Linked DNA regions of Homo sapiens: region 1 is linked to region 2. Evidence: chromatin contacts called from ENCODE Hi-C or POLR2A ChIA-PET data. All regions are on one chromosome and are shown on one strand. Each heading gives the region's core, a stretch centred on a gene start or an enhancer-like site at or near the end of the contact. The rest is flanking DNA. Distances are from core to core; before and after follow the strand shown. Region 1 has its middle 82 kb from the start of LINC02005. Region 2 has its middle 44 kb from the start of LINC02005.

Region 1 (6,421 bases), core at 1,309-3,808, 39 kb after region 2:
ACTTTCCAAAGGAAAGCAGAAGTCACCCCAAGGGTAGGATGAGTGACACAACACAGCCGGCACCAGGATGACCAACAGGATTAGCTGGGTCAAGGCATCAGCCAGCCAGAGCAGCCGCGACAGGCCCAGCAGATGCCGAGGAGTGATCGGCTGTCACCTCTGCTCATCTCCATCTGTTTGTTTGGCTGACCCCAGCGCTGGCCCCAGCTTTCTTTCTGGACTCATAGGCAGCTGGGACCCAGGGAAAATGAGTATCACGCGAGAGTGTTTGGCAACTGTGTGTCTGATGTGCACTCATAAGTCATGGGAATGACCAGGGCGAGGTGTCAACTAACAATTTCTGCATGCTTCCCCTCACTCCTGAGCCCACTCTCCACAAGCAGAGAAAGGGGAGATGGCGATGGCAGAAATCTTCGCACAGGTAATTCAGAGGATAAACAAACCTCAGGGAGCTGGTCAGAAGTCTGACTGGGGCTAATCCTTTGCATTACCTTGCATTCACCAGACTGAGAGAGATAATCTTGAGCCCAAGCCCTCTGGATTCTAAATGCCTGCTTAAGACTGACACTGTGTAGGTAAACGTTTTAGGTCAGAATATTAGCTCAGTCATTTCCTGGCTGTGTGGCCTCAGGCAGATTTCCTAACTTCTCTGAGCCTCAATTTTCTCTTCTGGAAAATTATGCTCAAAACATATCCTAAGGCAAAAGACAAATGAGAGAATGTTACTTGGGGTCTTAGCACAGGCCTATAACATATTAAGTTGTCAATTAATAGTTGTCAATGACAGCTATTGTTATTATTAAAATGTATATAGACAGAAGTATGCATATACACATGTGTTTTGCTCAAAGAGCCTCATACTCTTTGGGGAAAGAAAGAATCATAGCATTTCACTTAGAGCTTTTATCCTATCCTACAAAAATCTCACCAATTTGAGGGCTCAAAATACCAACTGGCAAGTACTGTTCACACAGTGTTTCTATACAGAAGTTTATTGAAAAAAAGGTGTCAGAATACTCAATGAGCAACACGTATATGGTTGCTCATTGAATACGAGATACCACATTCAAGATACCAAGATAGTATTCTGCCAAGTTATGGAACAACTTGGAATCTTAATAATTTAGTTATCGAAAGCGTACAGAAAATAAACAAGAAAGTCCCTGTGTTGCCGGGCGCGGTGGCTCACGCCTGTAATCCCAGCACTTTGGGAGGCCGAGGCAGGTGGATCACGAGGTCAGGAGATCGAGACCATCCTGGCTAACATGATGAAACCCCGTCTCTACTAAAAATTCAAAAAAAATTAGCAGGGCGTGGTGGCGGGCGCCCGTAGTCCCAGCTACTGGGGAGGCTGAGGCAGGAGAATGGCGTGAACCCGCGAGGTGGAGCTTGCAGTGAGCCGAGATTGCGCCACTGCACCCCAGTCTGGGCGACAGAGCAAGACTCTGTCTCAAAAAAAAAAAGTCCCTGTGTTAAATGATTTCAGTCTTATGGGGGAAATAAGTAATAAGGGAATTAAAAACAGAGTGATACGTGCTTTGATTGGAGTAATCATAAGGTACTGTGGGAGTACAGGGGAGGGATGCCTTAGCTACCCTTAGAGGATGTGTGTGTGTATTTGTGTGCATGCACCCATGCAGTTTTGCACCCTTTTGAGTGTAGGAAACACTACCTGACTATAGGTGACAGGTAAACTCTAAATATAAGATAAACATTGGAGGGAGAATATGAGGAATGAGATAAAAGGGTAACTGCAGGGGGAGTAAAATATAGTAATGACAGTAGGCTACAACCTATCAGCTGTGTGACCCTGAGAAAGTCAATCAACCTCTCTGAGCTCAGTTTCTTCACCTGTAAAATAGGAATGTCAGCCCCTCACAACACTGCTATGAGGATTAAATGACACAAAAATAGCTCAGTGCCTGCATATTGAAAGTGTTTGACAAATAATAGCTGCTTTTATTGTCATTGATATAAATTATCTTAGGTTTCTCACAGTCCTTAGAAAGGAATCAGAGAATCCCCCAAGATATTTTGAAGCTTTGGAACCATTCTGTGATATTTGTCTTGTTTCTACATTTCATCTGGTCTGAGAAGTTCTCTCTGATCTTCTTCGGTGGAATGCTTAAGTATCTTCAATCTCATCTGGAGTGCTAACTCTGACGTGTTGCTAATGACTGCCTCAAGTGAAAAAGGGCACTGTGATCCACTGGCAATGTCAGTTATGGGGAAGGGTGAGGAGAGCAGTGCTACAGAGTTCCTGGTATTTGCTATCCAGGAAGCACTAGTACCATTTCTGTCACCAAGATGGCCTATTGTTCTTTCTAAGGACACCTCTGGCCTTGGCAGGTGACATCTAGCTCCCTAGTCCTCCCTAACACTAGTATATGCCCTGTATTCCTTCTCAAAGCTCCCCCATTCCCAGAAAGAAAAAGGCAAAACAGCCATATGCTACCAAACACATTTCTTCTTTCCAGGATGTCTTTGATTCTCTTTCATGAATCTGAGTCATCTCTCCACACCCACCAGCAGTCCCAGCTGAAATTACTGTTTTCCACAGCACTTCAAATTTTTATATCCTCAGGGCCTGCTTTCTATCTGGATCAGAATGCCTTTGGGGGAGGGGGAAGGCACCCAGGCTTCTCTCCTACAGGGATTTCTTCTTGAAATGTATTTTCTCCTCCACATCAAAGTCCATTGAAAACACAGAAACTTCAACCCATCAGGGGTTATATACACATATAAATACATTCATCACTTCCGCTAACCCTGGTCAGTATCAAGAGTAACTCCTCTGCGAGGGCACAAGAAGTACATTTCATAAGGCAGCCGACATGATCACTGGCCCAACACCATTTTCCTCTGCATTGCAAAACCCTGCATGATGTTCACACTGCAATCAGTGTGCTCTCAGGGCCTGCAAGCCCCATTCCTAGCCATCACTCAATTGAGGCCACTTCAGGGAAATCTTACTGAGTAGCAACAAAATCTGTGCACAGCGTGATGCAAGCCACATCTTCTGCAGCAAAGGAAATTCCATTGTCGCGGGAATGTCAGCCATTCCCAGAAGAGCCAGCTTCTCTGGCTCTCTAAGCAGTCAGAAAGCTGAGCTGACAAACGGATCTGAGTAAGCTCACTGCAGCACGACAAGCTGGCAGCACTGTCTTTCCCAACTCTTGCCTCAGTCATGAAAAAGACAAGAATCATTACATCTAAAGCAAAATTCTCAAAGCCTGGATCAAAATCATGAAGAGGAGAGGGGAATAAAGGATGAGGAGGAAGCATTTGTTTAAAATGCAGATTCCCAGGCACCCACAGGACCTACTAAGACTGTCATCCCTTAGAGCAGTATCCAGGAATCTGATTTAAACCCAAACATGCAGAGGTAGGCTTGGACACATATGCTGAGATTCTCACGCACAGTGAGGTTCGAAGCTGCAAAGAAAAGTTTAACTCGTCAGCCATAGTACTGCCTTCTTCTTCACAGACCAGTAGAGAAATGTGCTACTTGATTACTTAGCAGAGGAAACTTTCATAGCACCAACTTCCCAGAGGCAGGAAACGTTTTCAGCTCTTATTTTTCCCATGACACCTCGTTTGTTGTGAAGCCTTTGTTGCCCACATGCAAACTCTGCAGCATCTTCAATATGAAGCCTAAGTTTTCTCCATCTTTTTCAAATTTGTAAACGGATAAGCCCCATAGCCACATCTGCTGATAAAAGGCAACAGGCAAGACAATTTTAATTCATATCTATAACAGTCCTTCTTTAAACTTACGAGGATATCAAACTATTTTTTCCTTCACTTACATTATCTTCCCACCTGCCTTTGTTTTACTTCTGGATCTTTTTGGTTGCAAATAACATAATCTACTGAAATGAGTTGAAGCTACAAAAGAAAGAAGATTATAAAGTAACAAGGTAGGAAATACAGTTAGGCTTCCCCAGGAGCTAAATCTGGATCTTTGCAAACACTAGGAATTATAGTAGACCCTGTTTACTGTCTGTGCAGCATTCTCCTCTTCCTCCTCCCTCACAGAGCCCCAGTTTCCCTCCAGCATCCATCCCTCCCCTGGAGGCTCAATGGTCTCTGAGGAAGCTGCACCCATCCCAGCTCCCAGTGTTGAACCTGAGGGATCCAAGCCATTGATTCCTGTTCTAGCAATTGTATTATCCAGAAATGAAGCTCAAAGCTAGTATAATCTATATATTTTATACAATCTACATAATTTCCTAACTATGATATAAAAGATTTTAAACATTTCCTATAATAAGATTATATGCATTCCAATCAGAAAATGCCCAGGCATGACTCCTTTAAAGCACATAATAAATACTAGGAAAGTGGTGTACTTGTAAAAAGAAGCATTGTGAATTTGAGGACTCTGAGTTGACATCATGTTTTCTCAGCCTCAGCACTATTGACATTTTGGGCTAGATAAGTCTTTTTATTGTTGTTGTCGGGGGCTGTCTTATGCATTGTAAGATATATAACAGCATCCCTGGACTCCATCTACTAGACACTAGTAACACACACACATACACACACACACATACACACACATACACACACACACCTCACAACCGAAAATGTCTCCAGACATTGCAAACTGCCTCTGGGGGAAAGATTACCTCTGGCTGACAGCCACTGGTATAGACTGATAGAAGATGTGTTTTTTTGGTAACCGAAATACAACAAATAGTGTGGTTGCCAATTGTATCTTGCAAATCAGTGCTTTATGTTTATATGTAAATCAGTCATATAATGCACTCAAATGGTTATAGAGATATTCCCACCTGCAGATCAAGGAAGAATGTAAAATGGTGCAGCTGCTTTGGAAAACAGTCTAGCAGTTCCTCCGAAGTTTAAAAATAGAGTTGCCATATGATCCAGCAATTCCATTACTAGGTATATACCCAAGAGAAAGGTAAGCATACGTTCACCCAAAACTTTGTATGTGAGTGTCCAAAACAGCAAAAAAGAGAAAACAACTGAAATGCCCATCAATGAAGATTCAATATTCATTATGATGAATGGATAAATAAAATATGGTATCTCCAAACAATGGAACATTGTTCATTCACACTGAACATCTTATTCACACTGAAAAAGAATGAAGTACTGATGCATACTACAACATGGATGAACTTTGAAAACATGCTAACTAAAAGAAGCCAGCCACCAAAGTCCACATATTGTTTCATTTGATTTACAGTCATGTGCTGCTGATGTTTTGGTCAATGACAGACTGTATACACAACAGTAGTCCCATAAGATTACCATACCATATTTTTACAGCTCCAATATAGTTTGTGTATATATATATATATCCCCACCAAATCTCATGTTGAAATGTAATACCCAGTGTTGGAGATGGGGCCCAGTGGGAAGTGTTTGGGTCCTTGGAGTGGATCCCTCATGGCTTGGTGCTCTCCTTGTGATAGTGAGTGAGTTCTCACAAGATCTGGTTGTTTAAGTGTGTGGCACCTCCCCACTTCTCTCTCTTGCTCCTGTTCTGGCCATGTGGCATACCTGCTCCTGCTTTGCCTTCTGCCACGAGTAAAATCTCCTTGAGACCTCCCCAGAAATCAAGTAGATGCCAGAGCTATGTTTCCTGTGCTGGCTGCAGAAACATGAGACAAAGGAACCTCTTTTATTTATAAATTACTCAGCCTCAGGTACTTCTTTAGAGCAATGCAAGAACAGCCTAACACAGGTACTTCTTCTATGTTTACATATGTTTAGATACATAAATACTTTTGTGTAACAATTGCTTACAGTACTCACTACAGTCACATGTTGTACAGATTTGTAGCCTAAGAGCAACAAACTATACTATATATCGCAGGTATGTAGTAGGCCATACCATCTAGGTTAGTATAAGTACACACTATGATGTTACACAACAATAAAACTTCATAACAACACATTTCTCAGAAAGTATTGCCATTGTTAAGTGACACCTGACTGTATATCAAAAATCCAGACTAGGACAATCTATAGAGGCAGGAGGTAGATTAGAGATTTCCTAGGACTGAGAGTGGGAGATTGAGTGATTGCTATGAGTATGGGTTTTTTGGGAAGAGAGAAAGATGAAAATGTTCTAAAATTGATCATAGTGATAGTTGTAAAACTCCTTGAATAATGTAAAAAACATTAAACTGTGTACTTTAAATAGGTGAGTTCTATGGTATGTAAATTATATCTCAATAAAGGTCTTTTTTTAATATCCTGCAGGTCAGAGGACAGTTTCGTACTGTGTGAGACTATATTGTCATCTTCTTTATGCTTTGCAAGACATTTAACTTCTATTCCACCTGTTCTCTCAAATCATTGTGACAACAACAGCCCCTTACATTTCCTCACAGTGCTAGTTTCAGCCCCATGGAGAATCAGGAACCACTCACTGGTCTAAGCCGTT
Region 2 (6,137 bases), core at 273-2,772:
GATTCAGTAAATATTTCCTGAGCCCCTACTATGTGCCAAGCATTGTGTCAAGCACAGAGAATCAGTGCCTGAAGAAGGACACAGTCTAGAGCTGTGCTTTCCAATAGAGTATTTACTAGCCACATGCAGCCATTTGAATTTAAATTAATTAAAATTTAAATTAAAAATTCAGTTCCTCAGGTGCACTGTCACATTTCAAGTGCTTGATAGCCATAGGTGAGTAGTGGCTATGACTGTACAGATTTGGAACATTTGGATATGTAGATACAGAACATTTCCATTATTGCAGAAAGTCCTATTGGATAGCACTGATCTAAAAGCGAAATGGACTCAGGAGTTTACCACCCATTTGAAAAGTGCTATCAGAGACGAATATATAAACAGATCAAACAAACTGGGGAGGATAAACTCTTTCCAGTGGTGTCAAAGAAAGTCTACACTAAATACAGATATATATAAGAGTTTAATGGAAGCCTTTACACAAAAGATGATAAAAAGTAGTCTGAGGAGTGTCAAGATGTTTTCAGGAAGACTTAAGGGGAGGAAGAAAGGGTCCACTTTTGATCATGTGTAAACATATTAAGAAAGACAAAAAAAACAACAAGGTATTTAGGAAATGTGAGCTGTTTTACGTTGTGGAAGGATAAAGACTGAGGATTGAGGAAGGTTACATGGAAGGAGATGAAACTAAGAAGAGAGAATCACAAACTAGATTTTGAGTGTATACAGCAGACAGTCAATATGGGTCAGCTCTTCTTTTCCTAGTGTAAGAGAAAAGTGACCCTTCTTATGCCTAAACACAGGGAGAGGGAGCAGAGAGAATGATTCTTTTCACAACTTTCCATAACTGTATCTGAGTGGAAAATGAAACTAAGTACCTTCCAGAACAAGGCTACTTTCCTCACACAGACCTCAGACTGTGAGAACAACCCACCAGCCATGTCCCCAGTAACACAGCTTCCCCCTCCAGCCCCCCGTGGACACGTTACCCCCAAATGAGTGAGGAACGCCTTCTGCCAAGGTTAGAACATATTCAAGCCTCATGAATCCTGTGCTTTGAACCAATCTCCAACTTTTTGTGGTTAGTTAGTTCATAGTCGGCTGGCAAAATGTGACTTCCTGGTTCTAAGATAAAAGACTTGGCGAAGGAGGGTGGAGGGGACTAAAAAAACTTACTTGACATCAAATGGCTCTTGCAAAATAAAACTTTGATGAGCAAAGCACAAATGAATCCTAATCATCCCGATTACATTTCTGAAAATGTCCACACTTTCAAAATTTCAGAAGGAGGAGGTTTGGTGGAAATGTGTTTGGGATTTCTCTAGCCTGAAAACATTTGGGAAAGAGTTGGAGGCATACGCTGACTTGCAGCCACAGCTGGGATTACAAGGGCCTTTTTCAGAGGAGAAAAAAGAGAAAGGAGAAAAAAAAAAAAAAGCCCTGTTGTAATAGATGTTCCAAGAATTGCTGGTCTTTCATAAGAGGTGAGGTGGGGATGGTGGGGGAGGAATCCAGCTGAGCTCTTCATATGGTTTTATTTAAGCTTGAATAGAGATAATCAGCTCTGCTGTTTATTTCCATACCAAATGCTCTGGGGCCAGAATTCTGTCACATTCTTAACCCAGATAATTTTAGCAGCCATCTTTCTGAAATAGAAAACGTACTCAAGACTCTTCCTGGTAAAGAGTTACCAAGAGAATCTAGAAGAGTCCATCCAGGACTCTGACAAGCAAAAGAGTTCTCCTACTCCCTCCCTCCTGGGTGGCCAATTATTTGTGTGACAACACTTCATACTTTCCATGTGATGCCATTTGACAAAGGAGAACCCTCATTAGTCACAATGCACACCCACTTGATACTCAATCTCTATCTCTTTATCAGCCCTCTTAGAAAGGGAAGCTGGCACCAAGGGTCAAGTCCAAATCCTCGTTTTAATGGTGATGCAATAGGGCGTGGTTTTTAAAAATCAAGTTTCGGCATTAAACAACTCTCTTTAGAAATGCTAGCTTGGCAACTTAGATACATTGCTTGACTCCTTTTAGCTTCCATTTCCTCATCTGAAAAAAACAGGAAATTTCAGGTCTACCCCACCGGGTCATTTTGAAATTATGTGAGCTACGTCACCTGGGTGCCTAGCACAGAGCTTGGCACACACAGGAAGTGTTCCATTGTGGTGCTAGGTATGGATTTTGTCATTACAGTGTCACACAAGGTGATGACTATATTGCCAAGCCAGAAGGGATGATTATTCTACTCTCACATTTTCAGTTTCCTTAAGTACAAATGGTATATCCAGGCTTTCTCTTGCCTGATTGCTCTGGCTGAGACTTCCAGTCCCATGTTGAATAGGTTTGGTTGCATGTAGATGTTCATTGCAGCACTATTCACAAATAGCAAAGACATGGAATCCACCTGAATGCCCATTAATGGCAGCCTGGATAAAGAAAACCTGTTACATATACACCATGGAAAGCTATGCAGCCATAAAAAAGAACATGTCCTTTGCAGCAACAAGGATGGAGCTAGAGGCTATAATGCTAAGCAAACTTTTGTTTTCATTGTGGTCAGAACATTTAACATGAGATCTACACTTTTAACACATTTTTTAGTGTAGAATATTGTTAACTACAGGCACAATGTTGTATGGCAGATCTCTAGAACTTATTCATCATGCATAACTGAAATTTTATGCCCACTGAATAGCAAACACCCCCCATTTCCCAATTTCTCCAACCACTGGCAACCACCATTCTACACTTGGCTTCTGTGTTTGACTATTTTAAATACCTCATGTAAGTGGTATCATGCAGTATTTGTCCTCCTGTGACTAACTTTTTAAACGTAGCATAATGTCCTCAAGCTTCATCCATATTGTCACATATGGCAGAATTTCCTTCTTTTCTAAGGATGAATTATATTCCATTGTGCGTGTATACCACATTTTCTTTATGTATCCATCCATAGATGAACATTGAAATTGTTTCTTCATCTTGGTGACTGTGAATAGTGCTGCAATGAATATAAGAGTGCTAATATCTCTTTGAGATACTAATTGAACATTTTTGGATAAATATATGGAAGTGGGATACTGGACCACATGGTATTTCTATTTTTAATTTTTTGAAGAACCTCCATACCATTTTCCATAGTTGCTGCCCCATTTTACATTCTCACCAACAAATTTCTCCACGTGCTTGCCAAAACTTATTATCTTGTTTTTTCAAATAGTCATCCTAATAGGTATAAAGTGATATCTCTGTTGGTTTGATTTGTATTTTCCTGATGATTAGTGGTGTTGAGCATCTTTTCATACACCTGTTAGCCATTTGTATGTCTTTTTTTGGAGAAATGTCTACTCAAGTCCTTTGCCCATTTATTAAATTGCACCATTTTTTTCTGCTATTGAGTTAAAGGAGTTGCTCATATATTTTGGATAGAAGCCCCTTATCAGATATATAACTTACAAATATCTTCTCTCATTCTATTGTTTGCCTTCTCACTCTGATGTTTCCTTTGCTGTGCAGAAGCTTTTCAGCTTGATTTTATCTCACTTGTCAATTTTGCTTTCATTGCCTGTGTTTTTGGTGTCATAGCCAAGAAATCATTGCCAAAACTAATGTCAAGAAGTTTCTCCCTTACGTTTTCCCTTAGGTTTTACAGTTTTCTCTTAGGTTGTACAGTTTCAGGTCTTACATTTAAGCTTTAATCTATTTTGAGTTGATGTTTATGTATAGTATAAGATAAGGCTTCAATTTCACTCTTTTGCATGTGGATATAGAGTTCCCCCAATACTATTTGTTGAAGTTATGCAGCCCAAATTTAACTGCTCCGTACCTGGAAACCTTTTAAATGGACAATTCTGTCCTCATTGACAAAATTTGACCTGTACCTTCCTCATATTAGCCTAGAATCATTAATCAAAACCTTAAACTTAGTTCAACCTATATCACCTCAAGGGATCATTTCATACCTGTGCTATCCATCAGGGAATGGAATACTTCCTTTCCTTGAAATCAAAGTGGTTCTCTTAAGTGTGATGGGGTTTCCCTTGACAGAGGAGGTAGGGCCTTAAGAAAGGGTCGCACTTTCCTTCTAGCTTTGCCTTTGCCATCATCCTTAGACTCCCCACCCTTCCAAATGGGAAATAATCCAATTTCTGTTGTCATTGTTTTTATCTTTTCCTCCTATGGAATGCTCCTGCCCAATTCCTGGTTTATTTTCTTTACTCTTGGAATTCTCCAGAGCAACACCTATTCAATGAAAATATTTTCTCTCCAATTTACAATTTGCAGTTAAATTAAACAAGCAGAGACATCTATTTTAGCAGAGCAAAGTGTAGCTGCCAGAACTTAGGTCTGGATGTGGTCATTTTGGTGTACCTGCCTAGGCTGTATCCTCAAGCTTTCTCCCTGTGTTTGCTTGTACCACTCCCAAACTCCCTACAAAAACACCTAGCTATGAGTACTAGCTATTCACGGTTTGACTGTGTCCCCTAAAAAGCATGTGTTGGAAATGTAATCCCCAATGCAACACTGTTGGGGGATGGGGTCTAATAAGAGGTGATGAGGTCATGAGGGCTCTGCCCGCATGAATGGATTAATGTTGTTATGGCGGGAGTGGATTTGCTATGGGGGGAATGGGTTCCTTATAAAGAATGACTTTGGCTCCCTTCTCTTTCTCTCTCTCTCTTTGCCCTTCCACTATGGAATGACATAGAAAGAAGGCTGTTGCCAGATGTCCACCCCTTAGTCTTAGACTTCCCAGCCTCCAGAACTTTAAGAAGCAACTTTCTGTTCATCATAAATTACCCGGTCTCAGGAATTCTGTTATAATAGCACAAAATAGACTAAAACACTGAGGAAAAGAAAAAAGCCTATTAAGAAGTTGAATCTACTTCTCTTTGAATTAACTTTAGCAAGTATGTATAACCACTTACTTAGCATCCGAAAAGCCAAATTATGAGGGTAAGGATCATTATAACTTCTGTTCTTAAGAAATATTTGAGATACTATACTATGGCATAATAAGAAATACATTAGGTCTTTGTCCCCTACTCTTTGTCCTGGTGCAGAATACCTAAAACCATTGGAATTTCCCCAGTGATTGGAATGTCTTTTGTTATTCATAACCAGGCCCTTTCCTTCCACACCTGAGTTTATGCTAATGAGGTGTCTTAGGGGAGGGCCCCTAGAGAGACTCAGGATAGGGCTGCTCATCAGAAAGCCTAAGTTATTAGAAGGCTCGAACATTCCGCCCAACCCACTCACCTCTGAGAAGGACAGGGCTGGAGGTATAGCTGCATAAACATTCTTGAACAATGAAATTTCGCGAGCTCTCAGGATGCTGAACACATGGAGGCGCTAGGAGAAGGATGTACACAGAGAGGGCATGGAAAGTCCATGCCCCTTGCCCCATACTTTGCCCTACACATCTCTTCCATCTGATCATTCCTGAGTTGTATCCTTTATAATAAAACAGTAAACGTAAATGTTTTCCTGAGTTGTATGAGCCATTCTAGCAAATGATCGAACCCAAGGAAGGAGTTGTAGGAGCCTCCAATTTATAGGTGTTCGATCAGCAACATAGGTGACAACCTGGGGCTTTTGACTGGTGTTTGAAGTTGGGGCAATTTTGTGAGGCTGAGTCCTCAACCCGTGAAATCTGATGCTATCTCCAAGTAGATAGTGTCAGAATTGAATTGAATTATAGGATAGTCCCCAGCTGGTGTCTGCAAAGAACTGGAGAATGGTTAGTGTGGGAAAAACACACACATCTGGTGTCAAAAGTGTTGTGTGAGAGTATTCTGTCATATATTTTATCAGAGATACTTTCTGAGGTTGATAATTATATGGAGAATCCTCAGGCCTGGAGATGGGATCTCAAACTCAAATGTACATGAAGGGCAGGCATATAATGTAAAAGAGTGAAGCACGCAAGTATAAGAAATGTTTTACTTAAGTCTTAATTCATTTTAATTATTCTATTAACTGGAAGTGCATTGATTAAAGATAGTTGTCACTAAGCCTGAGGGTTGGGTGTAACAGGGAGTGGTGGGGACTGTGGCAAACTAGAAAGGGTATGCCTAGTTAAAGAGGGCAGTCCCTCCTTATCTCCAGCTGATTGGTACCCTGTGAGAA

Evidence for each region. A loop is a pair of places that touch in the nucleus more often than their neighbours do. ChIA-PET counts read pairs that join two places held with the same protein, here RNA polymerase II (POLR2A). Pooled maps may share reads with other maps.
Region 1: a pooled map shows a loop between it and region 2 (2.4-fold over the local background). The contact joins two enhancer-like sites. A Hi-C loop is called at or near these places in 2 of 168 maps with a recorded cell type or tissue (ascending aorta and sciatic nerve) and 1 of 50 pooled maps. POLR2A ChIA-PET finds 5 or more read pairs at or near these places in 4 of 52 experiments (OCI-LY7, WTC11, activated CD4-positive, alpha-beta T cell and 1 more).

The regions. Positions count from the first base shown.
Region 1 is chr3:73,723,853-73,730,273 of GRCh38, reverse strand. No RefSeq gene overlaps it. Among named protein-coding and RNA genes, the nearest start is that of LINC02005, 82 kb to the left of the region's middle. Within about 2 kb of position 2,558, at least 6 of the 41 ENCODE cell types and tissues checked have a DNase peak (open chromatin) inside an H3K27ac peak, as active enhancers do.
Region 2 is chr3:73,762,081-73,768,217 of GRCh38, reverse strand. No RefSeq gene overlaps it. Among named protein-coding and RNA genes, the nearest start is that of LINC02005, 44 kb to the left of the region's middle. Within about 2 kb of position 1,522, at least 7 of the 41 ENCODE cell types and tissues checked have a DNase peak (open chromatin) inside an H3K27ac peak, as active enhancers do.